Linked DNA regions of Homo sapiens: region 1 is linked to region 2. Evidence: read pairs that join two places in POLR2A ChIA-PET (ENCODE). Cell type or tissue: GM12878. All regions are shown on one strand. Each heading gives the region's core, and the rest is flanking DNA. Links, peaks and the distances in the headings are about the cores only. Region 1 overlaps RFX3 (regulatory factor X3). Region 2 has its middle 30 kb from the start of RLN2.

Region 1 (16,013 bases), core at 4,829-12,828, 1.8 Mb before region 2:
CTACATTAGCAATCACATACTAAAGGACACAAAGGAGAAATGTTAACTTACAGCACAATGTTACACTCTTAGGAATATCACCGATACTTTTACTGTCGCTGTAAAGGATTATATATTTTAACACTTTACTCTTCTTTAATAAATTCTGTGCTCCACTACTTATTAGTTCTTAATTTCAAAAAATGTTGTTCATGTACAGTTCAAATAGCCTGTTTTCTTAGATAAATTTTAAGTTTATCATAATCATCAGTTTTATATGAACATCCCTTGAATCACATAAAACTACAAGGAGCTGCTGCAAAGTGAAACAGAGGGCCACAGCAAGAGTGAGAAAACACAAATATCAGTTTTATTTCTAAAAAGCATTATTTTGCTACAGTACACTTTTAAGTTGTTGATAAACTGTTTAAAAATACTTCCCTGAAAACTTCTTTACGTGATATCCTTTTTTTGTTGTTGTTATTTTGGGTATATTATTTTTAAGCAGTAGCTGTTTAAATTTGGTACTATTATTGCTATTTTAATACCACAAGTCCTGTGCACAAACAGCAGTAGTTTTATAAGAAGGTTGCCCATTTTTGAAAAGCTAAGCTTTCCCAAATCAAACTAGCTTACCGTGAAAAGAAAACCATGACAACTGTTTGTACCTCTTGCTTTATTATTACATCCGGCCTGGTCACTCTTAGAAATTCAATCTATTACGGTTGCTAGGAGTCTGTTGCTGTGCAACCTAAAAGGGTATGCTGTGCTTTCAGGATAAGGAGTACTAATAAACCTGTAGGCTTCCCTCTATGGGTCCAACCAGTGTGTTTAAAGGGCTTAATACTTTTCAGGAGTGATTGGCCTACAATTCAAGACACATCCTATTAAAAACAAGTCACACTGAGAGATTTCTAACAAAGGGACAAAATGCTAAACATACACAAATATTCAAAATGTATCCTCAGAATCCCTAACTAATTTGGTAAAACAAACAATGAACAGATTATCATCTACATTTCAATTATACCACCTACCAATCCCAAGTTTTTATTTTCATACAGTCTCCTAAAAGGTCATAATGGATATAAATGAACTGAGCAAGTTTTAGGGAAAAAAGCAGCACTAAGTACCTTCAACTTTTATAAACTTCAATAATAGAAAAATAAGTTAAAACTAGGAATCCCAGAAATCATGAAGTTGGTAAAAATAAAAACCATTCCCCCAAAAAAATTATTTTAAAAATCAAGAAGTTCAACATTTCATTATAAAAACAGATTTTTTTCATCACTTTTGGACAGTAATAATTTTATATTAATTATAAAATCTATACCAGCCTATCATATGCACATTCTATAACTTTAAAGATTAACACTTAATAAATTATTCACATAAATTTACTAAAATTAGATAGCATTATTTGAATGTAAATGAGAAGAAAAGCACAGCAGAGTTTATAAATGAAATACTGTTAAGTCAAATTGTGGGAAATGGATTTTGAAAAGTGGGTAGACATTAAGGGACAGCTTCTGATTCCTTTAGAAACTGTACTAATTTGTATTACTTATTTTTAAATAAGCCTTTTTCATAAGATATTTGGAGACCAAGATAAAGGTGTTCTATCATAAAATACCAAAGACCACACACACAAAAATAATAATCATCTTAACTATGAAAATCTATCCAGGACTTTCCACGGATATTTTTGCTATATTAATATTACCTGCAACTTTGGAAAGTTAATTTTTTTTAAGTGAGACATTTTCTCTACATTCTTGGAACCATTTAGCCCTTCAACTTAACTATTCTGAGCTGGGAACCCTTTAAATAACCTGTCAACTGCACTACCTTATTCCTTTTTAAAGAGCCAGTTATCTGTCCTTCAATGGTTGCTTTCATTTCTTCTCATTACACACTACAGGAAGCAGAGTAAAAGAAATTAACTATTTCTCTAAAAGTACCCCAGAGCAACAAACAGAGGAATGTGGAACAACTATCCAAAAAAGAAAGGCCAAGAAATCAACAATAAAGGAGAGCTGAAGTACACTGAGAGGTGTAAAGGCAACATCTGACCAAAGAACTGAGGATGAAGCAAGAAGAGAATGGGTTCACTAAGGTGGTTTAGAACTGAAACAGCGCATAGCAAAGCAAAGCACAGCACAGCAGAGCAAATGGGAGAAAAGAGGTAGAAGAAAATGACGGACAAGAACGTGTTAGAAAGAGAACTGAAAGAGGATTTGTTAAAAGAAATGTGGATTCATTTTCCGGATGAAAAGAAAAGGAAAAAAGAGAAAACAAATATGAAAGTTTATATTCAATAATTATATATTCCTTGCTTCATCCTTCTTAAAACAAATGCAACTCAGAAAAAAAAGTTCTTAAAAGATTCAGTGATGTCAGCAGACACAATGTAAAAACCAAGATTAGTAACTTAAAGGCTCCACTTAATTTTACAAAGAATTAATTTGAATACTTTCTAGTTCTCCTGTATGACAAGAAAAATTTAACTTGATTCCATAGGGCCTAATGTATGAAAACCTTTTAAAAGTAATTAAAATTGATATTTCCCAAATAAGAACAAATCATTCAAACACACGCACTACACATACACACACACTAGTCAATAAAGTTATTAAAGTCAGATTCTACTGAGGAGTATACTAGTCACAAGGCACGTGTTAGGCAAATGTGTTAACTTCCAAAACAGTTATTTAATACTTAGTCAATTATTAGTTGAGTATATTCAATAATTCTGTTAAGGATCTGATCTTAAAGAATCAAAGTTCTAAACTGGTTACATGAATACTTAGGACCCTGTCAATACTATTAACTAAATGGCAAAAATAAAACCAACAGGTATGGATATCTATATTGGCAGTGTCATTGGAATGTGCCTTCTGGTATTCATTGGGTCCTTGTCTCCTCAAGGCTACAAAGCTTCAATATAATTAAGTGTGGCATTCGTAAAAGAAACTATATACTATGTAGCTATATAAAATAACATATTCCACCATGCAATTAGCCTCTTTTTGGCAAATTCCAGTTTTCTTGGACTAGTAACACCCTATTACATTTGCTTCATCTCCATTTACCCACCTTCCTAAAAGAAAATTTTTAAAAATCAAAGATCCTCAGTAAATGTTGCCAAATAGAACAGATTTTTCTTAATTTCATAATTTTTATCAAGAATTGTAAATTCTTTGATATATAAATAGAGTTGGTAAACAAGAACTTGACTTACAGGTTAGAATACTTTTCTGTACACATGTATTACCAAGTATAAAAAGAAAAATAAAATTACTCCGAGGGCCATAAAAATATTATTTCTCCTGACAGACTATTTCCTTATTTTGTTTCTTCAAATTATTTCAACAATTTGTTTAGCCAAGATCAATAAGGATGTTGATATACAAAAAGATACATATTTTTTTCCTTCTTTTTTTTTTTTTTTTTTTTGAGATAGAGTCTCACTCTTTCACCCAGGCTGGAGTGCAGTGGTGCAATGTCAGCTCACTGCAACCTCTATCTCCGAGGTTCAAGCGATTCTCGTGCCTCAGCCTCCAGAGTAGCTGGGATTACAAGGCATGTATCACCATACCCAGCTAATTTTGTATTTTTAGTAGAGACAGGGCTTCACCACGTTAGCCAGGCTGGTCTCGAACTCCTGGCTTCAAGTGATCCACCCATCTCAGCCTCCCAAAGTGCTGGAATTACAGATGTGAGCCACCGTGCCCTGCCCAAAGAAATTTTTAATATTAAAATTTATTACAGGAATGTGATACTGATTAGAACTGACTATAAGAGTAACCTCAGTTAAACACGTTTTCTAACTTCTATCAAAAATCACTTTCGGCCAGGCGCGGTGGCTCACGCCTGTAATCCCAGCACTCTGGGAGGCCGAGGCGGGCGGATCACGAGGTCAGGAGATCGAGACCATTCTTGCTAACACAGTGAAACCCCGTCTCCACTAAAAAAAAAAAAATACAAAAAATTAGCCGGGCGTAGTGGCGGGCGCCTGTAGTCCCAGCTACTCGAGAAGCTGAGGCAGGAGAATGGTGTGAACCCGGGAGGCGGAGCTTGCAGTGAGCCCACATCACGCACTGCACTCCAGCCTGGGAGACACAGCAAGACTCTGTCTCAAAAGAAAAAAAAAAAAATCACTTTCACTTTTTAACTACTACCATTCACCTTTATATATCTAAAAACTTGAGATACTGAAATGAGCTGATTTTTGAAATCAATAATTGAGGATAATGAAAAGGTACCTTGAAGTACATTCTATAAATCCAAAGGATAATTTCAGCCACATCATATTATGAATGCCAAAAACTCACTTATATATTTCACAATTTTTAGTGAAAGAAAAATACACAGAAAATCTTTCAAAAACATAAAAGCCATCTTAATAAAGAGGTAAATAATACCATCTCACAGAACTTTCAGTCTTTGTGCAGTCAACACTAAATTTGAAAAATTATACAGTATTCAATTCCAACTCTAAATCTAACATCAGACATATGACACTTCACAATTCAAAATATTAAATTTAACACTTGTTTAGAAACTTTCATTATTTTCACGATTTTTTTTTCCTCACCCTTCCATCCACAGGGTAGATAACACAACATACAAGGCAGAGCAATGGACTGGCAATGTGAATGTTAGCCCTGAGTCATCTATGTCGGTTCTCTTTCCAAAGGTAAAAAGCAATGGGAATAATAAGATAGGTGGGGAATAAATGATTATAGCTGGAACCAGATTAACCATAAGTTGTTAACTTTAAAGGAGAGTGATGGATACATGGAAATTCACTTCATCATTTCATCAAACTGCTCTATGCTGTAATATGCTTAGATGTTTCCTAATCAAAAGAGTTACGAGGAAAAACATGAGAGAAGACTCATTGGTCACCAAAGTCTCTTATACCTCACATATCTTTTCATAAACACAACGGTGGTACAAACAAGTGGAGATACTAAATTTTGCTTAATTTTTTACTTTTTTAATGTCAGAAATAACCAGGTACTCGTCTTCAACAGACTCTGGCCCACAGCTTGAGAAAATGTGTGCACAGCTGACTCACTTCAGACATAAATGCCTGGGCATATTTGCAAGTATAATCATTGAACCGGCCTTTCAGGATAGAAACCTAGATTAAAAATAAATATTGTATATATAATTGTATAAGTTCAAAGAGAGAAAGATGGTTTTTTGCTTTGCTTAAGGTTCCATAAAAATGTCTATTTCCTTAAATAACTTAAATGTATACACATTTATGTTATATTTATTATATTTTATTTTGTACCATTTTTTAAGTAGTCCAATACAGTAGAATAGCCTCGAATACTGTGAAACTGTACATTTCATAATGGATGACAGGCACATAATGCTGAATATTTGACACCAAACTGAGTATCTGACACCAAACTGAAATGGAAAATATGGTTGTGACACTAGTACACAGAAAACCCCATTCTAAAAATATCAGTATGACAATCTATTTGTCAAAATAATAGAATTCAAGACAATTTGCCTCCATTAGTAACTTTTATTTAAATAATCTCTCATTTGCCTTTTATGTCTTTTTACATGTACAAAGTTTTACAAATAAATACAATTCATAAATTACTATCAAAGATGACTAGATGATAGCTATGCTATATAAACAATGACATTGTTTCATATAAAACACTGAAGAGCATTTTTATCACAGAAGCCATCATATGCAAAGATTCTGTCAAATTTAAATTAGCCATAAGTAAACTAAGGGTATAACCAACCAAATTAGCAGTCTGGCTAACTCTAATTTCTATTTGCCTATTATTGTAATTTTTACTTTTAACACTTCATGTGCACACGCTGTTCAATTTTTTAAGTGTTTCCAAAGAGCCTCCAACTTGGAAGCAGGTAGGGTGGACTTCAAGAATTTAATTTTGAAAATGGCTCAATCGGCTCGATTCCTTAGTTTTGATCAATACATCTTTCTCTCTCTCTCTCTCTCCCTCTCTCTTTATATATATTATATATTATACATATTATATATTATATATATTATATATTATACATATTATATATTATATATATTATATATATTATATACTATATTATATACTATATATTATATATATATTTTATATATAATATATACTATATTGTATATAACATATAAAATATATATTATATACCACATAGCATATATTATATATAAAATATATATTATATGCCACATAGCATATATTGTATATAAAATATATATTATATACCACATAGCATATATTGTATATAAAATATATATTATATACCACATAGTATATATTGTATATAAAATATATATTATATGCCATATGGTATATATTGTATATAAAATATATATTATATGCCATATGGTATATATTGCATATAAAATATATATTATATGCCATATGGTATATATTGCATATAAAATATATAGTATATGCCATATGGTATATATTGCATATAAAATATATAGTATATGCCATATGGTATATATTGCATATAAAATATATAGTATATGCCATATGGTATATATTGCATATAAAATATATATTATATGCTATATGGTATATATTGTATATAAAATATATATTATATGCTATATGGTATATATTGTATATAAAATATATGCTATATGTATATATTGTATATAAAATATATATTATATTATATATAAAATATATATTATATATAAAATATGTATAAAATATATATATTATATATGATATAATATATATTATATATATTATATATAATATAACATATATTATATATATATATAATATAACATATATTATATATAATATATATAATATAATATATATTATATATAATATATATTATATAATATATATGTTATATATATTATATAAAATGTATAATAAAATATTTTAAATAATATAATATATTTTATATTATATATAAAATATATAATAAAATATAAAAATAAAATATTTTATATATTTAGATTTATTTTATATTTTATTTTTATATATTTATATTTATATATTATATGAATATATGAAATATATTTTATATTCATATAAATATATATATGAATATATATTTATATATATATGAATATATATTTATATATGAATATATATTTATATATATATGAATATATATTTATATATATATGAATATATACATTTTTATATTTATATATATATAAATATATATTAATGTATATTTATATTTTATATAAATAAAATATTTTATATTTATATAAATATAAAATATTTTATATTTATATAATATAAAATAAAATACTTTATATTTATATAAAATATAAAATAAAATATTTTATATTTATATAAAATATAAAATAAAATATTTTATATTTATATAAAATATAAAATAAAATATTCAGGGAAAGGCATATAAAAATGATAAAAGGGGGTAAAGAGAAAGGCAGAAAGTGCTGTGTGAGGACAGATGTAAAAATTAGGACTCTTTAACAGGAAGGCCAGCAGCTACCAAAGTATCAATATTATATTATAAATATACAAAGCCACATTTGAAGACATATTCAAAACTTCCTTCAGGTCTTTGTTCAAATGTTACCTTATCTGCAAGGTGTTCTTAATCATCCTATTTAAAATTACAACCTTCTCCACCCCCATCATTTACATATCATTTACACTCTCTACCCCCCTGCTTCTCACATTTGTTTTTTCCATAGCATTGACAACCATCTATTATAATACATACTCATTTATCTTCTCTCTCCCTCACCCCCAATTGTTTGAATGTGAGTTCCTTCAAGGGCAGAGGCCCTTGAAGAATGATCAGTTTTATTCATTCTTGTATCCTTCACAGCAGTTCACTTCTTGGCCCCTACTTTATGTGCCAATATTTGCTCAAGAAATGAATGAAATAATTTTTAAAAAGTGAAATGAGCATGTATATTAAAACTTACAGAAATTGAAGAGCACTCCTTAAGTCTGGAAAGAGGTTAAGATGACTTCACAAACGGCACTAAATTCAGCAACTCATCATCTCGAGAGATGGTATACAATGAATATACACTAATTAAAATGAGGGCTGGATAGATTTATGAAGGACAACTGTTTTTTTTTTTTTAAAAAAAAAGGTTTTTCAGGGTAAAGTCTCTGTAGCAGACATAAAGGCAGATAATCATACCTTCGCATAGTGCAACCCTAATTAAAATATCACAAATGCAAACATGGATCTCACTACTGTAGTAATTCCATTCTGATACTACTGGTTGCCTTGGTGTAACCCTGGAACTGAAGTCCTGATCCTCTACTTTTGACATCCCAGCAGGCACAGTAAAGTTAGGCAGTAGAAGGAAAAACCCAAAGTTTGGGATATTCAAAGTAGTCCCCCAAAGCAAGGTTCCCATAATGCCCCGCATGTCTCTCCTATATTAAGGAATTCTTGCACCCTGTCACAACTAGAAAATAGAAATAAGGTATAGAATCCTTAAAGGCATTCCCCAACTTCTGAAAGTAAGATATTAGCCTTGTTGGATACTAAGAAAATCCAAACAAGTCTGGAATTATATCTATATATAGATATATGAGTCTAGAATTTCACATATAGAGAAATGTATATATATAAATATAGAATGAGGTGACAGAATGTCATTTGAAAAGGTAAGAAGAAAAAGACCTGGATTAAGGTCAGCCCAATCCACTGCCAGCTACATGATACTCTATTTGAAGAAATATCCAGAAATTCATGAATTCATGCCATTAAATTCATTTTGGAAAAAAAAGAAGTAAATAAATCCAATGGAAATAATAAAAGTAAGACTGCATTGCTTGAAAGGTCATTGTAAAATCAGAACTAGACAAAATTTTTAAATAGTGAAATGTGTTTTCTAAAATTTGATTAGAGATTCCAAATTGACAATCTGAAGCTTAAACAACTATTCATTGTTTCTACTAGAAAAAGACACTGGGTCTCATGCTGAGTTCAAAAACCTTGATTATGGAGTCTTCTGCCCTCAGTAAGCTTATAAACAATTTAAAAAGATTAAGCATTTACAACTGAACAAACAAAAATCTAAATCACAATTTCCAATTAGCAGAGATAATAAGAAATTACTAGAAATGAACCCATCAAGTTAGGGACCACTCAAATTTTAGAAGAGATTAATTGAAGTAGGGTAGAAAACACATTCTAATAGAATAAAGGATGAGAACTAAGTTTTAGAGAAAAGAAATGACAAGGCAGAATTCAGACCATATAGGATAATAATAGCAATTGCCATTTATTAAACACTCACATGTCAGGCACAGTGCTATTTTGACTATGTCATATACTGTCTTTGAAACAATCTTTTCAGGTTGATTTTATTAATCCTATTTCACAGAATTTAAGTAATCTGCCTAACATTAAACTGCTAGTCAGTGGCAGAGCTCGAATTCACACCCAGGGCTGTTCATTTTGAAGTTCATGCTCTTAACCAATACATAATACAGTTGTCCCTCCGTAACCATGGGGAATTGGTTCCAGGACCTCCATCTTAAAAAAGGGTGCCCAACTCTCTTATATAAAATAGCATAGTATTTGTGTATAGCCTGTACACATCCTCCCGTGTATACTTTAAATCATCTCTAGATTAATTATAATTCCTAATACAATGTAAGTGCTATATAAAGTTGTTATACTGTATTTACTTTTTTTATTGTTGTGTTGTTATATATTGTTTTCTTTTTTCAAGTGTTTCCCATCCTCAGCTGGTTGAATTCACAAATGCAGATCCCACAGATACGAAATGTAGACTGGTCAAAAAAGGGGAAGTACAGAGAAAAGTGGTGAAATACAAGTTTGAAAATGGACATGAGACTATAAGCTTCCTAACAGCAAAGACTGTGGTTGTTCTGTGGGACACTGTGATAACTAATAAATATTTCTTAAACGACTCTGACGAAGAGGCAATGAGGAATCCTGAAAAGATTCTGACAGAGGGAAACGTAAAACTCTGAGCTATTTCTAAAAATTCAAAAAAACCTTCTTTTTAGAGGACTCTATTAATCTGAATTTTAAAAGTTAAGTAAAAATGATTCATAAGACATTAAGACCACGTTCCATATTTGAGTTTCCTTCTCTGCACATCCAACAAATACAGCAGTCTAGTATTTAGTTACTCTGGTAACTCAATCTCTATATTCAAATCCCAATTTAAGGCTTGCAAGTATTTAGCACTTTCTATTCATTTGAATTACACTTTCAATATTTGTATTTTCCATTCTAATTTATGAGTCAGTATATATGTTGATATATCAGAAATATAGTTCAATCTAAAAGTATATTATTTAGATCTCTCCCCCTAAAAACATTAACAGAAAGTAAAATGAATGTAATGCATTATATTCTGACTCTCTCAATTCATCTGAAACAGCGGCATTAAATTTTAAAAAATGATAAAGAATAAAAAAGAGGAACTTCTAGGCAAAAAATGCAAGAGCTAACTAATATTTCATCATACTTTCGTTTATTACATCTCCCTTTTTGTTGAAGGTGAGGCTAAATCCAAAGGGAACAGTTTTACAAGAAGGTTTATCTGTGGGGATTTACACCTTGTTAAAAGCAAATGACAAGCGGTTTTCCCCCACAGGAAACATACTCCTGTTTTATATAAATGTATCCTTTCATATTTGTTACCACAAATGAGGCTGCAGAGAGCATCAGGTTACATTGGGAAGTTCAATTGCCATATTCTTGGTTTCTCTTAAATTGACTGTTTCAAATAATTAACAGGGTTAGGGCTCAAACTGCTCATCTTTAGCACAATACCGAAACTAATTCAAGTCTGAGCTCACTGATTTACTTCTAATTGTAAAACACAGACACACACACACACACACACAGAAAGAGAGACACAGAGAGGAGAGAGAGAGAAATAATTAGACAAAATCTTGGTAATTACAATTCCTGCCACAGTCCCATACTATTAAAAAGTAAACAACATAACCTTCCAAAAACTCAGATTAAGAAAATAAAAAATCAGATAATAGCATAGTTGCCAGTATTGCGTCTGGTTGCTATGGAATAAAGGGCAGTCCGTTCATATATTCATTCTGTTCATTCACTGCTACTTAAGAGCGCTGCTACACTTTTAAAGCCCAGCTGGGCAAGTCTCAGCTTGTACCACCTATATCAGCTGCCAGTATTTTACTTTTGTTCCACAAAAGAGTGACCTACAAGAACAAAGATTTCCATTTTTAAAATTCATAATTAAATGAATGTTTACAAAAATTCTTAAAACAATTAAAAGCACCTTTACCCTCATCAAAAAAGTAAAGACGTGCATACCAGGACTGAAAATTATTTACACTAATACATTGATTATGACATACATCATTAATTCCCAATAAGAGGAAATACAAATAATAGGAATTAAATATACAATATTTTTCTTTTTAAAAAACCTAGTAAGTATGGCATTTCTCCTTAAAATAAAGCCTACTGATGGTTTGGAAAACATTTTTAAATTTTATTTCTACGTCATTCTAAAAATAATCCATATACCAAAAATTACATTTGGAAATAATTAGAACATTAAGGTATTTATGCAAACTTTGAATGCAGATTTATAAAACTTGCTTTTTCTAGAAAAAAATATGGAGTTCAAAATTATAGATAAACAGTTACTTAAAACACTAAAGGCAGTACATTTGAGTTCTTTGCCTTTAAAAAAAGTTTTGTATTAGCCCTAAGAACATTTGCGGAGGAGTGTGGAGGCTGGAGTTCGACAGTCCTAATTCTGATGTTCTATGTCATTGTACAAGTCACTTACCCTCAGTTTTCTTACCTATAAGAAGTGGGGAGGAGGAAGGAGGGGTTCAACTTGATAACTTCCCAAGTCCATTCCAACTAAAAGAATCTGACTCTAAAATAAAACATTCTAATTATGTTTCTACTGAAATCCTGTATATTTGGGCCATTTGGAAACATGTGTGACTCTAGTGAGAGACCTTTTCACCTCTCTAATCTGCTGTAGTCCCATGGCTGTCTCTTTTGGTCTGCTGTGCAGGGCCAGACATAGTAAACGGAAAGTGGAATATGGCAGTAAAATTAGTAGAGATAGGAAGAAAGGCTGAAGTTGGCCACTGAGAAAGAAAGATACTCATCACAGGGGATTTGAAGTTCCAGACCCAAAAGTTTAGCTGCTATGCAAACAGGGCCAGGTTATAAGATACAGATCATTTCTTGCCCCCCCCAAAAAAAGCAACAAACAAACAAACAAAACTCTCCTTTAAATGTGAAGAGACAGTGTTCTTCCAAATTACAGCATTAAGTTATTGAGGAGTTACTCAAACATAGAATAAGTGGATCAATATTATTATTCCCACACTGAAAATGGCTGATTTTTAAATTATATCCTATAACGCAAATGTAGTACTGGTCAAATTTAAAACTAAACAACTTTGAAACACTAGAATAAAACTGCCTGTGCTTTCATTGATACTAAACAGAATGTAAAATAATAAAAAGCCAAATAAAATTATACTTTGATTTTAAGTACAAGGTATCTAAAAGCACAGAAAAAGTTACTACTGTAAATGTTGAAACTCATCTTGCATTAAATTCATAAGGAAATCTATAAATATTTCTGAAAATAACATGTACATTCTATAATCTTCTGTTTTGCAGGGTTACATTTACGTTTTATTCACATATTGTTTGGCTCATTAAACTTTATACTGGTGTTTTCTTCATACACTGTATCTTCTATTTACTTTTGAAAAGTATAAAAATCTAATAGGCAGAATTACATAATGAAGATGTTTCCTAATGTCAGTTAGAATTATATATAACCCTTTGAGAAAAGAAACAGTTTAGTTCTAAAATAAGATCATTTAATTAGTGTATCACTTTGGTTATTTTGTATCACTTTACTACTCAGTTTGTCTAGTGACTCTGTACAGAAATATTTTTAAAGACCGCCACAAAATATATTAAGTCATACACAATTCCACTGAACCCTTTGGATCATAATGAAGTTTGGCAATTAAAGTTATTATACAAACAAAAAATGCAAGCTTATTTAATGCACTGTATTTACCTCTTCATATCTTAATCATTTAATTAGGTTCAAACAAGGAAACATCAGCTTTTAAAAAGATTTAGGTATAAATTTTGTGTTGTTTATTAAAATGCCATTAATCACTATTTGTTATAATACTAGTCTGCTCATTATAGAATAGTTTCATGTAGTAAGACCATTATTACATGAATAACGATTTTTTTTTGGCTATAGATTTTAGAATTGTAAAATAAACTTCTTTCATACCAGTCTGGCCTCAGTCAAATAAAAAAACTAAGAGAAGGAACCTCCTCATTCCCTGAAGATACTAAACCACAAAATATTAAACTGCTTTGAGTGATATCATAAACTATCAGTACATTAGCTCTTAGATGTCTCTTCCTTTATGTTCTATTAGAAACAAAATGAGTAGCAAACTTTGAAGGAAATATTCCAGAAGAAGCAGAAGATAGTTGGTTCTCTTCCCTCATCAACTTACAAAATGACTCAACTGTTTACTCAAATATACCCACAAACAAAGTTAAAAGAATGGCAGACAAAAGATAACCCCATTTCACCCTTGGGAGAGTTAGTCTTCAACACAGGTTTCTTCAAATATGGGCTACTGTCCCTGGACTTTCTCCCTTTCTTAACAATGGGTCAGGATTCAAGTAAAGGAGACTTGAATTCAATTACTAAACAAAAGATATGACCGGAAACCAAGAACAAACTTCCTGATTTAGAAATGCTGTGCTTGTAGGGTAACTACAGTCAACAGTAATTTATTGTACACTTTAAAATAACTAAAAGTATAATTAGAATGTGTGTAACACAAGGAAATGGTAAATGCTTAAGGTGACAGACACCCCATTTACTCTTACGTGACTACTATGCTTTGTATGCATGTATCGAAATATCCCTTAAATATATACCCTTAACATGTACCCATAAAAACAAAAATAATAAATAATAAGAGAAATGCTGTGCTGAGAGAAAAAACAAGATCATTTTTAAATATTTTGTTTTAAACATAAGCATTTTTTCAAGTATACATTGAATCTGTTGTTAGCATAAGATTTAAATATTTTCAAAGCAACACAAAGTAAAGAATGATTCAAGGTTATTTCAATATGCAAATATTTCAAATTATATAGCTTTAGAGCAATAGAAGGTACTACTTTGTTAAATCCATATAATGGGCATATGGGAGTTTATTATACTACTCCAGTGTAAGTTTTAAATGTTCCAAAATATAAAATGTTTTAGGAATATATACATTTATGGTACACAGTTTTTTACTATATACTGACTTTACAACTGTAGGCTGCTTTAGATATCAGATAAACTAATCAGATATCCCAACTGGATATGCTAATTTTGTGTTTTTTATATATTAATATATTACCTTGTAATAATAAAATAATTACAAGAAAACTCTGAGGCAACACCTCAATTTAATCTTTTCTATATACAATGTCTAGAAATAGTCAAACCTCATACAATACTAGTCAAAGATCCCAGCACCTTGTTATAAAAATTTCCAACAAACAAAAAAACAAATGTGGTGCTCAAAAAGAGGCTAAGTACAATCTTTTTCCTTGGGTCCTCCCATTAGGTAAAAATCACAGTAAAGATTTTAAAAAGAAATTGTTCATTCAATAAATTATTTCACCATTCATAATGTAATTTTTCCATCTTATTTTTATCTTTATTTCCAAATTCTCTACTAATTTCATTCAACTCCACTTTTCAGTATCTCTTCCAACACTTTTTTATCCTTCTTGATTCCCAAATATCGTTATGTCCTTTTTGTAACCCTCTACAATTGGAAACCTTAAAAAATATGTCCACATAGCTGAGAATATGCAATTTTGTATCTAATAACCCATTTCTCTCATTTCTTTATGCTCCTTAAAACTCAATGGAAATCTAAGTCATTTCGGGATTCCTACATTAACCAAAATAGTACTGCACTAAATATACATTGATATAAATCCTTTAATTCCTCATTCAAAATTAAAGCTAAAAGACAAAATAAAAAACCAAAAGCTTAGAGACTAATTTATCCAATTATCTTAGGTCTCTGCTAGAATGTTTTTGAATCAAATATTAGAAATGTCATCAGTCATAGCAGTGATATTATTACTAGATATGCAGAATATGCAGAATATGGTGAACTGGGATTCATATTTAGTCCCTGAAATGATATTTCTTTTTCTCTACATTGTACTAGTCACTGTTCATACTCTAGTTTTTCAAATTATATGATCCTGCACTTCATTTTTTACCCCATTCCTTCAGATTAAGGTGTTGTTCTGGGCATGGGGTGCCATCTATTGGCATTCTTTCTAAGGTTTATAATCCAGAAGGTAAACTGGAACTTCCAAAGCTCCCAGATAATGTACATTTGGGAAATTCCAGGCAGCAATGAAAATTAACAAAACACATTTTAATAGAGAGGCTTACATCATTAAAGAAGGAAGTCTTTACTTCAAAGTTTATCACGGGCAGTAGGACTGGAAGTGAGTGTTGCATCAGGATCGCTACAATTACCTCCTCTCACAAATTACTCTGATCTGTATCTCCAGTCCATAGTCATTTGCATTTCTATCAACCCCCAAAAATGCTCAAGCAAACCTAACCCAATCAAAATATTAAAATAAATCTCTTTCCAAGTTCCAAGATAAAAGAATCCCACCTTACTTCCAAGACATATGGCACTCAAATCTTTGCTGAAATATAAACCCACAACTACTATACAGCTCTACTCATTCAATATTATTTAAAAGGTTTTACAATTCAAAACTTGGCAGACTTCTAAAAATAAGGAGATCAAATGTTGATCCAACAGCACAATATTTTAACCTCCTATAATTGGAATGAATTACAATTTTTGTCTTTAACTACAATTTAATTCAATTTCAGCATTCATGGCCTTTATTAACTGAAAGTAGCCTCTAAAAATCATCATACAATGTGAGACACTATTAAAAATTGCTCACAAAACTACACGAAG
Region 2 (16,013 bases), core at 4,456-12,455:
CTATTGGTGTGCATATCTGTGGGAGAACCTGAAGAGCACACCACAGGGCAATTCCTTCTCACAGTCTCCCAACTGCTCCCAAAGTCATATCCAGGGCCTGGTAGGGTCAAGGACCTCTCTCATGGCCTGGATTTCCTGGCTTCTCAGTGAAAATGGGTATCAAGGACATACTGTCTCCCCATAGCATGCACTGGGGATTCACTCATAGTTTTCTACTGGACCCCACCATGTAGGCTTCTGCTTGCCTTATTTTTCCCAGTATCTGAAGTTTTCTTTCATTTTCTGTTGAACTGACAAGCTCCTTCTTGTACAAAAGTTCACAGTGTGAACCCCTACAAACTATTTTGCTATTTCCAAGTGGGTATAGCAAGCTGGCAAAGCCTGTCTTCTGCCATCTTGGAAAAAAACCTGAAGAATTTCTTGTAATATTTAATTCAAGAAAGGTCTAATAGCAACAAATTCTCTCAGTTTTTGTTATCTGAGAAAGTCTTTATTTCTCCTTCACTTTTGAAAGATAATTCCACAGGTTCCAGAATTCTAGATGCATGGTTTTTTCCTCTCAACACTTTTTATATTTCATTCCACTCTTCTTGCTAGCATGGCTTCTATGGATAAGTTAGATGTAATTCTTTTCTTTCCTCTTCTAGAAGGTAAAGTTTTATCCCCCCACTGGACATTTTCAAAAGTTGTTCTTTATCATTGTTTCTATAATTTAAATATAATGCACCCAGGTGTAGCATTTTTTTCATTTATTTTGCATGTTGCTCTCTGAGTTCCTTGGATCAATGGTTTGGTGTCTAACATTAATTTCGGGGAATTTTTAGTCATTCTTGCTTCAAATATTTCTTCTGCTCCTTTTCTTTTAATTTGTCTTCTAATATTCTTATTAAGCAAAAGTTACACCTTTTACAGTTGTCACATAGTTCCTGGATATTCTGTTCCATTTTTTCAACTTTTTTCTTCTTGCTCTTCAGTCTTTAAAGTTTCTGTAAAGACATACTCAAGCTCACTTTCTTCAGCCATCTTCAGTCTACTGTGAGCCCACCAAAAACAATCTTCATTTCTTTTATAGTGTTTTTAATGCCTGGCATTTCACTCTGGTTTTTTTTCTTAGAACTGCTATCTCTCTGCTTTCATTACCTATCTGTTATGCATGCTGTCTACTTTATTTATTAGCACCTGTAGAATATTAATCAGAGGTACTTCACATTCCCAGTTGTTCACATTCTGAGAAAATGGAGGTGAAATTTTTAAAAATTCCCCATTGTTAATTCCAATTTCTTGTCACACCAGGTTCAATTCTAATGGGTGCTATGTCTCTTCAACTAAGTATTTGCCTTTTAGTATGTCTTATAATTTTCTCTTGATAGGCATAATAAACTTGGTAAAAAGAACTATGGTAATTATTAAGAATTGTTGTAGTAAGATGTGGGGGAATTTGAGACTGGAGTTGGGAAGGTGAACAAGAGCTGAGTAAAAAATTCTAAGAAGGCAAGTGGTGAAAGAACTGGAGCTGGAACCACTGACTCAAGTTGAGTGACAGACTGAAGGTTATAAAAGCCCAGTTGAGCCAGGAAGAGAGAGCAGCATTAGGCCCAGGATAGGCACACACACACAGGTTGGTAGGTGACAACAGCAGTTCCCAGAAAAAGGCTGAAGGTTCAGAGCAAAAGAGTCTAGGCCCAGGAAGCTCAGTCTGTTCTTGTCCAACCTGCTAAGAGTCTGGGTGCTACTGAGCCAGTTAACCATTTAGATCAAAGCCAGCTCAATTAAATGTCTGCCTAAATGGTCATGTAACAACACAATTGTGAGTGGCCTTGAGGTCTTCCGCAGGAAAACTTAATGGAGGATCTTCAATATCCAGGAGAAGCTGGTACTGGGACCTGGAGGACTGTCAGGTGAGAGTTCCTACTCCTGACTAGTTCTGTACTTTCCATTGGTTGCCCTCAAGCTGCTGACCAATCACTGCTCCCAAGGCCCTACTTGAAATCTCATTGACTGCCCACACTCAGTCCTCACTCTGCCATTGCTGGTGCCCAAATGTTTAAACTTTTCCTTTGTAACTTGCTGTTATTGAAAGGATTTCACCTGTATTGAAAGGATTTCACAGTAACTACTTTTAGTAGCTATTAATAGGTCCTTGATCATGAGTAGTTTCAGTAGTCTAAGAAGTTGTGAAAAGCCAGATTAAATTTAAAGTACACAAGTCTTTAAAGTCTTTAATATGTAAACAGCCATTGTTAACATCTAAGAGGATAATATCGCCATTTTCTATTATTATTATTATATTGGTTCACCAAACTAGCATATGTAACACAGCTTTGGACATATTGCATTTAAATATTGCTTCACTTGTTCTATCTGTTTTTAAACTATTTTGAAGCAATTTTTAATATTTGCATTACCAAACCAAACTTGGGTCAGCTTGACTGCCACAGCAAAGGCAAACACACACTCCTAGGCTTATAGAGAGATTAAAAAAAAAAAAAAAACAAACAAAAAGGCATTTATTGCAGAGCAGAAAACGAGGAGAACTGGCAGGTAACATTTAAGACCAAAACTCCCTGATAGCTTACAAGCAAAAGATTGTTAAAGGCTGAGGTAAGGGGGCTCTCTAAAGTGAGTTAGGGCTGAGGAATTTCTGGAATTTCCTCATCTACTTTCGGGTTCCGGTCTGTCTGAGGTTCCATTCTGTTTGAGGTCTATGTGACAGCAATCAGCATTTTTCGTGCAGTGGTAGTCCTTGATTCTGAAAAAAATTCGAGGATATATGTCAAGATGTTACCACTAGGTTATACAGGAAACCAAACATCTTGTGACTCTAATTTACACAAGGTTGATTGTCTAAGTTATTATTACCTTCTTGCTGAGCAGGTTATTTATTCACGTCACCAGTTGCTGGTTGCAAAGGAAGCTAGATGAATGGAATTTCCCTTGAAGGGACCCAAATCTTTCTGTATTCCCATGCTTTGAAGAGGCGATAGGGACCTGGCAGGCCCTTAAGAGGCATTCCTACTCCATCCAATATGCAATCTCCCTCTCACTGTAAGAAAATCTGCCAAATCTCCTTCAGCAATCCACATTTTGATTCACCAACAGTAGGTAAACTAATGGTTTGCAAATGTGCTCTAATGAAAGAAATTCAGTAAGATTGATAATAATAATAAAAGCTAACATTTGATACTTTTTTGCTAAATGTCAAGCATTATGCTAAATGCTTAACATGATTTATCTAACAATTCTTACAACAATGCCACAGAGTACATATTATTGTCCCCATTTTACCAATGAGAGGACTGAGGCACAGTGAGGTGAAGCTAATTTCTTACGGTAACACAGCTAAGTGGTTGAGTAGGAATATAAACCAAGCAGTCTGATTTCACAATTGCCACTCTTCAAAAATTTTATACGCCTTCCTAATCAAATTTATCTATGGAACTCCTTTCCAGCTCACATATTCCTTAAGATGTCATCATTTTATAAAATAGCTTGCTCCTTTCTTTCCATGGACCCTCCAGTAATCCATAGTTGTCTGAATGGTATCTCTGTATAGATGAGTATAGGTCTCTTTAAGAGGTCACCACGAAGTAGAATGACATTATATACATCTGCCTCATGAAAGTGGCAGCCAGGGAGGATTTATTTTAAAGTACTTACTCGTACTAAGAGATACAGTAGCTAGTTGATAACTCATTTGAGTTTACCTATTTTGAACATACTCTGTCTTCACTTTTATCAGAAATAACTGGCTTTTCTTGAGATCCAGTTTTCTATCTATGAATAAAGATTACATGTTTCCTAGCTAATAATTTTCTGTCGCAATTCTGGGTATCTTTCTATCTATCTATATAGTCACACATCTCTTAACTATGGGGAAAATGTCTCCAGGGAACTTCAGAGATATTCAGGGCAGCACCCCCACACCTCCATCACAGGTCTAGAGGCCTAGGATGGAAAAATGGTTTCGTGGGCCAGGCCCAGGGCCCCACTGCTCTGTGCAGCCTTGGGACATGATGCCCTGCATCCCAGCTGCTCCAGCTCCAGCTGTGGCTAAAAGGAGCCAAGGTATAGCTCAGGTCACTTCTTCCGAGGGTGCAAGCCCCAAGCCTTGAGAGCTTCCACAGGTGTTGGGCCTGCAGGTGTGCAGAGTGTGATAGATGAGGTTTGGGAACCTCCACCTAGATTTCAGAGAATGTATGAAAACACCTGGATTTTCAGGCAGAAGTAGGTTGTAGGGACAGAGCCCTCATGGAGAACCTCTACTAGGAACTGCAGAGGGGAAACGTAGGGTTGAAGCCTCCACACAGAATCCCCACTAGGACACTGTCTAGTGCAGCTGTGAGAAGAGGACCACCTTTCTCCAGATGCCAGAATGGTAGATCCATCAACAGTTTGCACCATAGGCCTGGAAAAGCTGCAGGCACCCAACACCAGCCCATGAAAGCAGCCTCAGGGGCTGTATTCTGCAGAGCCATGGGGGCAGAGCCGCCCAGAGCCTTGGGAGCCCACCTCTTGCATTAGCGTGACCTGGATGTGAGATACGGAGTCAAAGGAGATTATATTGGAGCTTTAAGATTTAATGACTGCCCTACTGGGGTTCATACTTGCTTGGGGCCTGTAGCCCCTTTGTTTCGGCCCATTTCTCTTATTTGGAATGGGAGCATTTACCCAAGGCCTGTACCTGCCTTATATCTTGAAAGCAATTAACTTGTTTTTTTATGTTTACAGGTTCATAGGCAGAAGGGACTTGCCTTGTCTCAGATGAGACTTTGGACTTGGACTTTCGAGTTAGCGCTGGAATGAGTTAAGACTTTGGGGAACTGTTAAGATGGGATAATTGTATTTTGCAATGTGAGAAGGACATGAGATTTGGGAGGGGCCGGGGCAGAATGATGTGGTTTGGCTCTGTGTCCCCCCCTAAATTTCATGTCAAATTGTAATCCCCACACATAAGAGGAGAGATGTCATGGGAGGTGATTGGATCATAGGGTGGATTTCCCTATGCTGTTCTTGTGATAGTGAGTGAGTTCTCATAAGATCTGATGGTTTAAAAGTGTGGCACTTTCCTCCTTGCTCTCTCCTGCTGCCATGTAAGACATGCTTTGCTTTCCTTTCACCCTCTGCCATAATTGTAAGTTTTCTGGGGCCTCCCCAGCCATGTAGAACTGTGAATCAATTAAACCTCTTTTCTTTGTAAATTACCCAGTCTCAGGTATTTCTTTATAGCAGTGTGAAAATAAACTAATACATTGATGTAACATGAAGACAGTACTGTAATGCACCCTACCTCCTTCAGGTCTCTAGGCAGCACTTCCTCCCCAAAGCTTCACCCTCCTTGGTGAGAAGAGCACCGAGAGCCTCTCAGTCAGGCAGCTTGCTGTTTCCACAACTTTCCTTCCCTTGGTGAGATTCTCAGTGAGACCCTTTCAATAGAAACACATTACAAAATAAAAATCCGATCTTTACCACCACAGTAGAGTGGGGACTGAGTGTGAGCAGCCAATGGGATCTCCAACAGAGTGTTTGGACTGTGGTTATGACTGGTGGATGGGGCGTCTGCCCTCCAAAGATCCTGACAAGGTTGAGAAAATACAGGGGCCTCTAGAGTTGATCTTAAGTCTTAGTGAAGTATTGACTTGGGGTCTTTTTACTTTTTACAGTGGTGGGAAATCAGATTCTATCAGTTTCTAGTAATTTCATACTTTCCTCTGACTCCTCTGGGCAATTGGTTGATTGATAACAGTTGTGATTATTTAAATTGGAAATTGTATTTACCCTTAGAGATTGGAAAACACACACCCCTAGCAAACACACACACACCATAAAATTACAGGGGAGGATGATCATAATTCTGAAAGACAATCCCAAACACCATCATCCCAGTTGTTGAAATCCTGAGAGATCAAAATCTATAAAGCCAAAAATCTCAAAAATTCTAATCCTGTAAGATCAAAATCCCAAAAATATAATTCTAGGAAAAATAATATACAATTATTTAAAAGACACTTATTTACATTTTAAAGAGGGATATATCTGAAAATATAAAAATACAAGAGAACATTTTATAGGCCACACTGCACAATAAAATAGACAATAATAGCATACATACTTTTGCAAGCATGAACACTCAGATATACCTATGGTAGTTGCATGAGTATGGGCAGATGAACTGTATTCATTTTTTTTAAAGGCCATAAAGTGAATTGTACAATGTATTTCACTATGATTGGTGATTGTATGCACCCAGCTTTATAACTGCAATCCTCTGAAATGACATGATGTACACCTAAGTGTTTGGAGGAGAACAAGCAAAAACCATGAAGGGCCATCACATATTCAATCACTCAAAGAGCTGAAATCTTGAGAAATTTCATCTTTCACAAATGCAGATTTACAAAAAGGACATCTTTTCATTTATTGAGGAAGTTTCAGTGTTTTCACATACATGCAGAATGTTAACACACAAAGTCAGTGGTGTGATAATGGACTTTAGTGGAACCAAATTTCTGATACCCAAAGAGCAGAAGAAATGTCTATCCCAGCTCTCAGAGACCAATTTGCCTTCTGTGTTTGTTGTCTCCTAGCCCTGGGCTGATAGATTGTTGCCCACCAACACTGAGGCCAGATCTTCTGTACATAGTCCATTGAGATTCACACACTAATCTCTTCTGGAAAAACCCTCACAGACACACCCAAAATAATACTTTGCCAGATTTCTGGATATTCCTTAATCTGGTCAAGTTGACACCTAAAATTAAGTCCACAAGACTTAATTGTCAACTTGGCAGCCACACACATCTCCTTAAACCATTCTTAAATTCCAAATAAAAAGAATAACAAGGTAATAGTTTCATTTAATATAATGCAACTGTCCTGTGAGAGTGATTGTGGGCATTTCAGATGTTAGGGATTTTAGACATTAAGGATTTCAACTTTAGAGATTTGTATTTTTAGGGATTCAGAATTATGGCATCCAGGATTATGTCTTTTAGGATTATGATCCAAACCAAAAAAACAGTAGAATTCCACAATCCAGAGAGAACACGTTGGCAACACATATTCTTGCAAAATAGTTAATACACATGATCACTTCCTGTATTCTCTGTGTGTTTTGTATGAGAAAGAGTAAATTTTTATCATTTTTAAATGTTAAACAAATCAACATAATTTTCTAGGCAATGGATGCTGTAGAAGACTATCAAATTATACATTGATCTTTTAAATGCAAAGAGGTTCAATGTTTTTACACCTGATGTGTTTGAGTTCAAAATCTACTTAGTTTAGCTCTGTTCCCACAGAAGAGTCTAATAATTTGATATAAGTTAGGATATTTCTGAAGCAAACTAGTAAATATATTAGTTCCCACTAAAAAGTATGATCTAATTTTCTGCAAATTGGAGGAAGGTTTTGTCATCATTCCTCAAATGGTGAGCATCAGGTAACTGGTCAAATAATAACTGTTTAAAGCTAAGGGATAGTTGGAGTCATGGCTTTTAGATGTGTTTTCCCTATGGCAAGCAGTTTGGAAGAGGCTTCTCGGAACTGAGGTTTGGGAGGCACTTTTACAGTGTGAGTATCTAAGGAGAACAAGTCATTGCTTACTTAAAAATAAATTTCCCACTCTCCATTTAATGTTGAATTTTCTTTTTAAAAAATTATTTTGGGAGACTCAGCATCCAGGCTGGCATGTAAGAAGTCACTATTTCATTCTGACAATAAGGAAAAAGCTTGACAAACTGAAAAATTAACAACTCTTAGACTCATGACAGAAGTGGAAATTTAAGGCACATTTTGCCTCCAAAATTGGAGAGAGTGACAGGCAAATACAGAGAATCACAAGTTACTAGAGAAGAAACCCATGGGAAGAAACCTCTATGGGAACCAGCACTGGGGTAGGAAACCTCAACCGTAATGAATGAATTGCTGTGGGGGGGCCCTGTGGATAATTCTAAGAATTAACGCTTCCATGGGGTCTGAGTTATAGGAGGCCTGGACAATTTTTTAACTTTAGGAGTTCTGCCAGGTTCCACAGTGAATATTTTGAAGAATATTCTAATGCTTCTGACAGAGGAGAGGAAACATAACCTTTTTGAAATATGCCAGAGTATTCTGGTCTTCTTAATAAGACCTGACCTCAAGAGAAACTACTTTACCACAAGCTAAACTATTGGGTTGCTATTTTTTTCTAGAGCCTAACCAATGAAGAGGAAAAGATATATCCAATTCAAATGCACTCTAGCAATCCTGTCACACCTAAACAGAAAAGGTGGTCACCTGAGGAGAAGTTGTGAAGTTCTCAGTCTAGAGGGACAAACTTACTAACCACTAAGAGCTAATAATAAGACTATGAATGCTTCCCCTTCCCCTACACCTACGCCATTACGATTCTTACTATTTGTCACAATTCCTTTTATCCATTACATTTTGTTTGATTATCACAAAGACTAAAGTAACATCAGCCCACACAGATGATAAAGGGTCAGCAAAAGAACCTTGGCAACTCAAAAAGCCACAGTGTCTTCTTACCTCCAAATGACCACACTAGCTACCCAGCAGTTGTTCTTAACCAGGATAAAATGATTGAAATTATAGACATAGAATTAAAAGTCTGGATAGCAGTGAAGATAATCAAGATTCAGGACAAAGTGAAACCCGAATCCAAGAAATACCAAGAATCCAATAAAATGAAACAAAAGCTGAAAAATAAAATAGCCATTTTAAGAAACAACCAAACTAATCTAATAGAGCTGAAAAACTCACTATAAGAAGAACTTCATAATATAATTGGAAGTATTAACAGAAGAATTGACCAAGCTGAGGAAATAAATCTCAGAGCTCAAAGACTGGTTCTTCAAATAGACTTAGTCAGAAAAAGAAAATTAAAAATTAAAAAGAATAAACAGAAGCTCTGAGAAATATGAGATTACATAGAAAGACCAAATCTACAACTCTTTGGTTTCTCTGAAAGAGAGGGAAAGAGAGCAACCAAGATGGAAAACACATCTGAGGATATTGTCCATGAAAATTTCCCCAACCTCACTAGAGAGAAAGACATTCAAATTCAAGAAATTCAGAGAATGCCTATAAAATACTATACAAAACAACTATCCCTAAGAAAGAGTCATCACATTCTCCAAAGTCAATGCAAAAAAAAATATATTAAAGGCAGCTAAAGAGGAGGGACTGGTCACCTACAAATGGAACCTCATCAGGCTAAATATGCATTTTAACGGCACCCCACTGAGAGTAGCCCTGATCCAGATACTTTAAAGATTTTTTTCAGCTTGCTATAGTTTGGATGTTTGTCCTTCTAAACCTCATGTTGAAATGTGATCCCATATGTTGGAGGTAGGGCCTAATGAGAGGTGTTTGGGTCATGGGGACAGATCCCTCATAAGTAGATAAATGCCCTCCCTGAGGAGGGGTAGTGAGTGAGTTCTTGCTCTGTTAGGTCCCATGAGAGCTGGTTATTAGAAAGAGCCTGACACTTCCCCTCTCTCTCTTGCTTCTTCTTGTCATTTGATCTCTGCACAGACCAGCTCTCTTTTACCTTCTGCCATGAGTGGAAGCAGCCTGAGGCCCTCACCAGAAGCCAAGCAGATGCCAGCACCATGCTTCTTGTATAGCCTGCAGAACCATGAGCCAAATAAACCTCTTTTCCTTATAAATTACAAGCAATGGAGAAAGGACTCCCTATTCAATAAATGGTGCTGAGGTAACTAGCTAGCCATATGCAGAAGGTTGAAACTGGACCCCTTCCTTTCACCATATACAAAAATCAACTCAAGATGGATTAAGTACTTAATGTACTTAAATGGAAAACCAAAAACTATAAAAACCGTAAAAGAAAAGCTAGGAAATGTTACTCTAGACATGAACCCTGGCAAAGATTTCTTGATGAAGACTCTTAAAGCAATTGCAACAAAAACAAAAATTGATAAATGGGACCTAATTAAACTAAAGAGCTTCTGCACAGCAAAAGAAACTATCCACAGAGTAAACAGACTACCTATAGAATGGGAGAAAATACTTGCAAACTGTGCATCCAACAAAGGTCTAATATCCAGAATCTATAAGAAACTTAAACAAATTAACAAATGAAAGACAAAAAACCCATTCAAAAATAGACAAAGGACATGAACAGACACTTTTCAAAAGAAGACCTACATGTGGCCCACAAACAAATGAAAAAAATGCTCAACTTCACTAATCGTTAGAGAAATGCAAATCAAAACCACAATGAGTTACCATCTCATACCAATCAGAATTGCAATTACTAAAAAGTCAAAAAATAACAGATGCTGACAAGGTTGCAGAGAAAAGGGAACTCTTATACACTGCTGTTGGGAATGCAAGTTAGTTCAGTCACTGTGAAAAGCAGTTTGGAGATTTTTCAAAGAACTTGAAACAGAACAGCCATTTGACCCAGCAATCTCATTACTGGGTATGTACCCAGAGGAGTATAAATGGTTCTACCATAAAGACACATGCACACTTATGTTCATTGCAGCACTCTCACAATAGCAAAGACATGGAATCAACCTAAATGCCCATCAATGGTGAGTTGGATAAAGAAAATGTGGTATGTATACACCATGAAGTACTATGTAACCATTAAAAAAAATGAGATCATGTACTTTTAGCAATACAGATGGACCTGAAGGCCATTATCCTAAGTGAATTAACACAGGAACAGAAAACCAAGCACTGCATGTTCTTACTTATAAGTGTGTGCGAATTATTGAATACACATGGATGGACACAAAGAAGGAAAGAAGAGACACCATGGTCTAATTTAGGATGAATAGTGGGTAAAGGATGAGGATTGAAAAACTACATATCAGGTACTATGCTTATTACCTAGGTAACAAAATAATCTACAGCAAACCCCCATGACATACATTTTACCCATGTAACAAACCTGCACATGCATCCCCTGAACCTAAAACTTGGAAAGAAAATAAATAAATATGACACATATATAGAAAAGTAAATGGATTGAGATAGAGATACCATGCTAATACGAATCAAAAGAAAACAGCAATAGCTATAATAATTTCAGACAGAGTAGACTTCAGAGCAAGAAATGTAACCAGTGGCCACTCAGGGATACTACATCATGATTAAGAGTTCAATTCTCCAAGAAGTCTTAACAATTCTGAACACATATGTGGCTAACAACAGAGCATCATATATGACAGGCAATGCTGATAGAACTGGAAAGAGAAATAGATTAACCCACTGTTGGAGACTTCAACATCCCTATATCAGAAATACACATATCCAATAGGCAGAAAATCATTAATAACTCAAAAACATGATAAATCACCTGGATATAATAGACTTTTAAGACTATTTCATCTAAGCAGAGTACACATTCTTCTCAAGCTCACACAGAACATTCATCACGACAGAGCACATTCTGGGTCATAGAGTATATCTTCAATTTAGAAGAAGGGAAATCAGAGAATGTGTGCTCTCAGAACACATTGGAATTAAGATACCTGGAAAATCCTACAATACTTGGAGATTAAACAATATACTTCTAAGTAATACATGGGTCAAAGAAGAACTTTCGAGAGAAACAAAAAAAATTTTTGTTTATATTTAATGAATACATTAAAATGAAACTAAATGAAAGCTAAATGAAAATGAAAATACCATTTATAAAAATTAGTGGGAGGCAGCAAACATATTCTTAGAGGGAAATTTATGGTATTGAATCCATGCATTAGGAAAAAAGTGTTAAATTGAATTCAGTTTGGCCTAAACCTGCCTCCATACATAGTTTAAGTTTCACCTAAACGTCTCTCTGTACATAGTAAAGTGTAACCTAACTTGATGTGTAAACAGACTGTGATCTACTCTTGTAACAAGTAGCCAAGTCTCAGCAAATCATAGCAGCTGAGTTTTGGTCATTCACAGGCAGCCAACTTGTACAATTGTGTTCAGATAAGGCAAACACCTACTTGCAACCAATCCACCTGTTTCTGTACTTCACTTCTGTTTTCTGTACATCACTTCCTTTTTTTATGTCTATGAATGTTACTGACCATGTGGCAGCCCTGGAGTCACTCTGAATGTATTCTGGTTCTGGGTTCTGCCTTGTTTGATAATTGTTCTTTTCCCAAATAAATTCTGTTAAACTTAATTTGTATAAAGTTTTTTCTTTTAACAGAAGAAAGATCTAAAACCAATCATCGAAGCATTCACTTTAGGAAACCAAAAAAGAAAAGAAAAGAGCAAATTAAATCCAAGGTAAGCAGAGGATAAGAAATAATAAAAATTAGACCAATTATTAATAATATTAAAAACAGTAATGAATAAAGAAAATCTACTAAATCAGAAACTGGTTCTTTGGTAAGATCAGTAAACTTGATAAGCCTCTAACCAGGCTAACGAAGAAAAAAAAAAGAAGACACAAATTGCCATTTAGTAATATCAGAAATAAGAGAGGGCCGTGCACAGTGGCTCATGCCTGTAATCTCAGGACTTTGAGAGGCTGAGGCGGGTGGATCACTTGAGGTCAGGACTTTGAGATCAGCCTGGCCATCATGGCCAAACCCTGTCTGTACTAAAAATACAAAAATTAACTGGGCATGGGGGTGCGTGCTTGCAATCCCAGCTACTCGGGAGGCTGAGGCACAAGAGTTGCTTGAACCTGGGGGGAGGAGGTTGCAGTGAGCTGAGATCGTGCCACTGCACTCCAGCCTGGGAGACACAGCAAGAGTCCATCTGAAAAAAAAAAAATCAATTCAATACTTAATAATCTTCCAAAGCAGAAAGTACCAGTGCTAGAAGGGTATAATGATAATGTATGCCAAACTATTTGGAAGAAATTATATCAATTTTCTATAATCTCTTGCAAAAACTAGAGGTAAAGTGAATGCTTTTTAACTCATTCTATGATGCCAGCATTATCCTATACCAAAACCAGACAAAGACGCTACAAGAAAAGAACACTGAAAACCAATATATCTCATAAACATATTTATGAGATAAATATGAGATAATTATCAACAAAATATTAGCGCATCGAATCCAATAATGTTTAAAAAGAATTATACAGCCAGGTGCGGTGGCTCACGCCTGTAATCCTAGCACTGTGGGAGGCTGAGGTGGGTAAATCACAAGGTCAAGAGATCGAGACCATCCTGGCCAACATGATGAAACCACGTCTCTACTAAAAATATAAAAATTAGCTGGGCATGGTTGTGCGCACCTGTAGTCCCAGCTACTTGGGAGGCTGAGGTAGGAAAATCACTTGAACGTGGGAGGCAGAGGTTGCAGTGAGCCGAGATCATACCACTGCACTCCAGCCTGGTGACAGAGACTCCATCTCAAAAAAAAGAATTACACACCATGTCCAAGGTACACAGGTCCGATTCACCAAAAGAAAATCAACTCATGCCAACATGACTGAACTAGAAAGAAGTCAAATCCCTGAATAGACCAATAACAAGTTCTGAAATTGAGGGAGTAATTAATAGCCTACCAACCAAAAAAAGCCCAGGACCAGATGGATTCACAGCCGAATTCTACCAGAGGTACAAGGAGGAGCTGGTACCATTTCTTCTGAAACTATTCCAAACAATATAAAAAGAGGGATTCCTCAATAACTCATTTTATAAGGCCAGCATCATCCTGATACAAAATCCTGGTAGAGACACAACAAAAAAAGACAATTTCAGGCCAATATCCCTGATGAACATCGATGTGGAAATACTCAATACAAATACTGGCAGCACATCAAAAAGCTTATCCCCAATTATCAAGTCGGCTTCATCCCTGAGATGTAAGGCTGGTTCAACATACACAAATCAATAAACGTAATCCAGCACATAAACAGAACCAATGACAAAAACCACATGATTATCTCAGTAGATGCAGAAAAGGCCTTCGACAAAATCCAACACCCCTTTATGCTAACAACACTCAATAAACTAGGTATAGATGGAACATGTAACTATTTATGACAAACCCACAGCCAATATCATACCGAATGGGCAAAAGCTGGAAGCATTCCCTTTGAAAACTGGCACAAGACAAGGATGCCCTCTCTCACCACTCTTATTCAAAATAGTATTGGAAGTTCTGGCCAGGGCAATCAGGCAAGAGAAAGAAAGAAATAGTATTCAAATAGAAAGAGAGGAAGACAAATGGTCTCTGTTGGCAGATGACATGTTTGTATATTTAGAAAACCCCATCATCTCAGCCCAAAATCTCCTTAAGCTGACAAGCAACTTCAGCAAAGTCTCAGGATACAAAATCAATGTGCAAAAATCACAAGCATTCCTATAAACCAATTATAGACAAACAGAGAGCCAAGTCATGAGTGAACTCCCATTCACAATTGCTACAAAGACAATAAAATACCTAGGAATAAAACTTACAAGGGATGTGAAGGACCTCTTCAAGGAGAACTACAAACTACTGATCAAGGAAATAAGAGAGGACACAAACAAATGGAAAAACATTCCATGCTCATGGATATGAAGAATCCATATCATGAAAATGGCCATACTGCCCAAAGAAATTTATACATTCAATGCTATTCCTATCAAGCTACCATTGACTTTCTTCACAGAATTAGAAAAAACTACTTTAAATTTCATATGGAATCAAAAAAAGAGCCCGCATATCCAAGGCAATCCTAAGCAAAAAGAACAAAACTGGAGGCATCACGCTACCTGTCTTCAAGCTATACTACAAGGCTACAGTAACCAAAACAGCATGGTACTGGTACCAAAACAGATATATAGACCAATGGAACAGATTAGAGGCCTCAGAAATAAACCACACATCTAGAACCATCTGATTTTCAACAAACCTGACAAAAACAAGCAATGGGGAAAGAATTCCCTATTTAATAAACAGTGTTGGGAAAACTGGCTAGGCATATGCAGAAAACTGAAACTGGACCCCTTCCTTACATCTTACACAAAAACTAACTCAAGATGGATTAAAGGCTTAAACGTAAGACCTAAAGCCATAAAAACCCTAGAAGGAAACCTAGGCAATACCATTCAGGACATAGGCATGGGCAAGGACTTCATGACTAAAACACCAAAAGCAATGGCAACGAAAGCCAAAATTGACAAATCGGATCTCATTAAACTAAAGAGCTTCTGCACAGCAAATGAAACTATCATCAGAGTGAACAGGCAACCTACAGAATGGGAGAAAATTTTTGCAATCTACCCATCTGACAAAGGGCTAATATCCAGAATCTACAAAGTACTTAAATTTACCAGAAAAAAAAACAACCCCATCAAAAAGTGGGCAAAGGATATGTACAGGCAATTCTTAAAAGAAGACATTTCTGTGGCCGATAAACATATGAAAAAAAGCTCATCGTCACTGGTCATTAGAGAAATGCAAATCAAAACCACAATGAGATACCATCTCATGCCAGTTAGAATGGCAATCATTAAAAAGTCAGGAAACAACAGGTGCTAGAGAGGATGTAGAGAAATAGGAATGCTTTTACACTGTTGGTGGGAGTGTAAATTAGTTCAACCATTGTGGAAGCAGAGTGGAGATTCCTCAAGGATCTAGAACTAGAAATACCATTTGACCCAGCAATCCCATTACTGGGCATATACCCAAAGGATTATAAATCATTCTACTATAAAGACACATGCACACATATGTTTATTGTAGCAGTATTTACAATAGCAAGGACTTGGAACCAACCCAGATGTCCATCAATGATCGACTGGATAAAGAAAACGTGGCACATATACACCATGGAATACTATGCAGCCATAAAAAACGATGAGTTCGTGTCCTTCGCAGGGACATGGATGAAGCTGGGAACCATCATCCTCAGCAAACTCATACAGGAAAAGAAAACCAAACACCACATGTTCTCACTCATAAATGGGGGTTGAACAATGAGAATACGTGGACACAGGGAGGGGAACATCACATACTGGAGCCTGTTGGGGGTTGGGGGCAAGGGGAGGGATAGCATTAGGAGAAATATCTAATGCATGCAGGGCTTGAAACCT

Evidence for each region. ChIA-PET counts read pairs that join two places held together with the same protein. Peaks named below come from ENCODE experiments on the same cell type or tissue, not always from the same donor. Only the 100,000 strongest peaks of a DNase experiment are listed, where the experiment ranks them.
Region 1: POLR2A ChIA-PET joins it to region 2 with 7 read pairs; 1 of 35 experiments calls an interaction of 5 or more read pairs at or near these places.

Annotation. Positions count from the first base shown.
Region 1 is chr9:3,498,140-3,514,152 of GRCh38, forward strand. All of the region lies in intron 1 of RFX3 (regulatory factor X3), which reads right to left. Among named protein-coding and RNA genes, the nearest start is that of RFX3, 20 kb to the right of the region's middle. In GM12878, for the core only: no CTCF peak of the experiment used is centred there; DNase peaks (open chromatin) are centred at 9,783 and 10,625; H3K4me3 peaks cover 1,538 bases; H3K27ac peaks cover 3,214 bases.
Region 2 is chr9:5,266,682-5,282,694 of GRCh38, forward strand. No RefSeq gene overlaps it. Among named protein-coding and RNA genes, the nearest start is that of RLN2, 30 kb to the right of the region's middle. RefSeq lists an enhancer at 2,402-2,937. In GM12878, for the core only: no CTCF peak of the experiment used is centred there; DNase peaks (open chromatin) are centred at 8,320 and 11,940.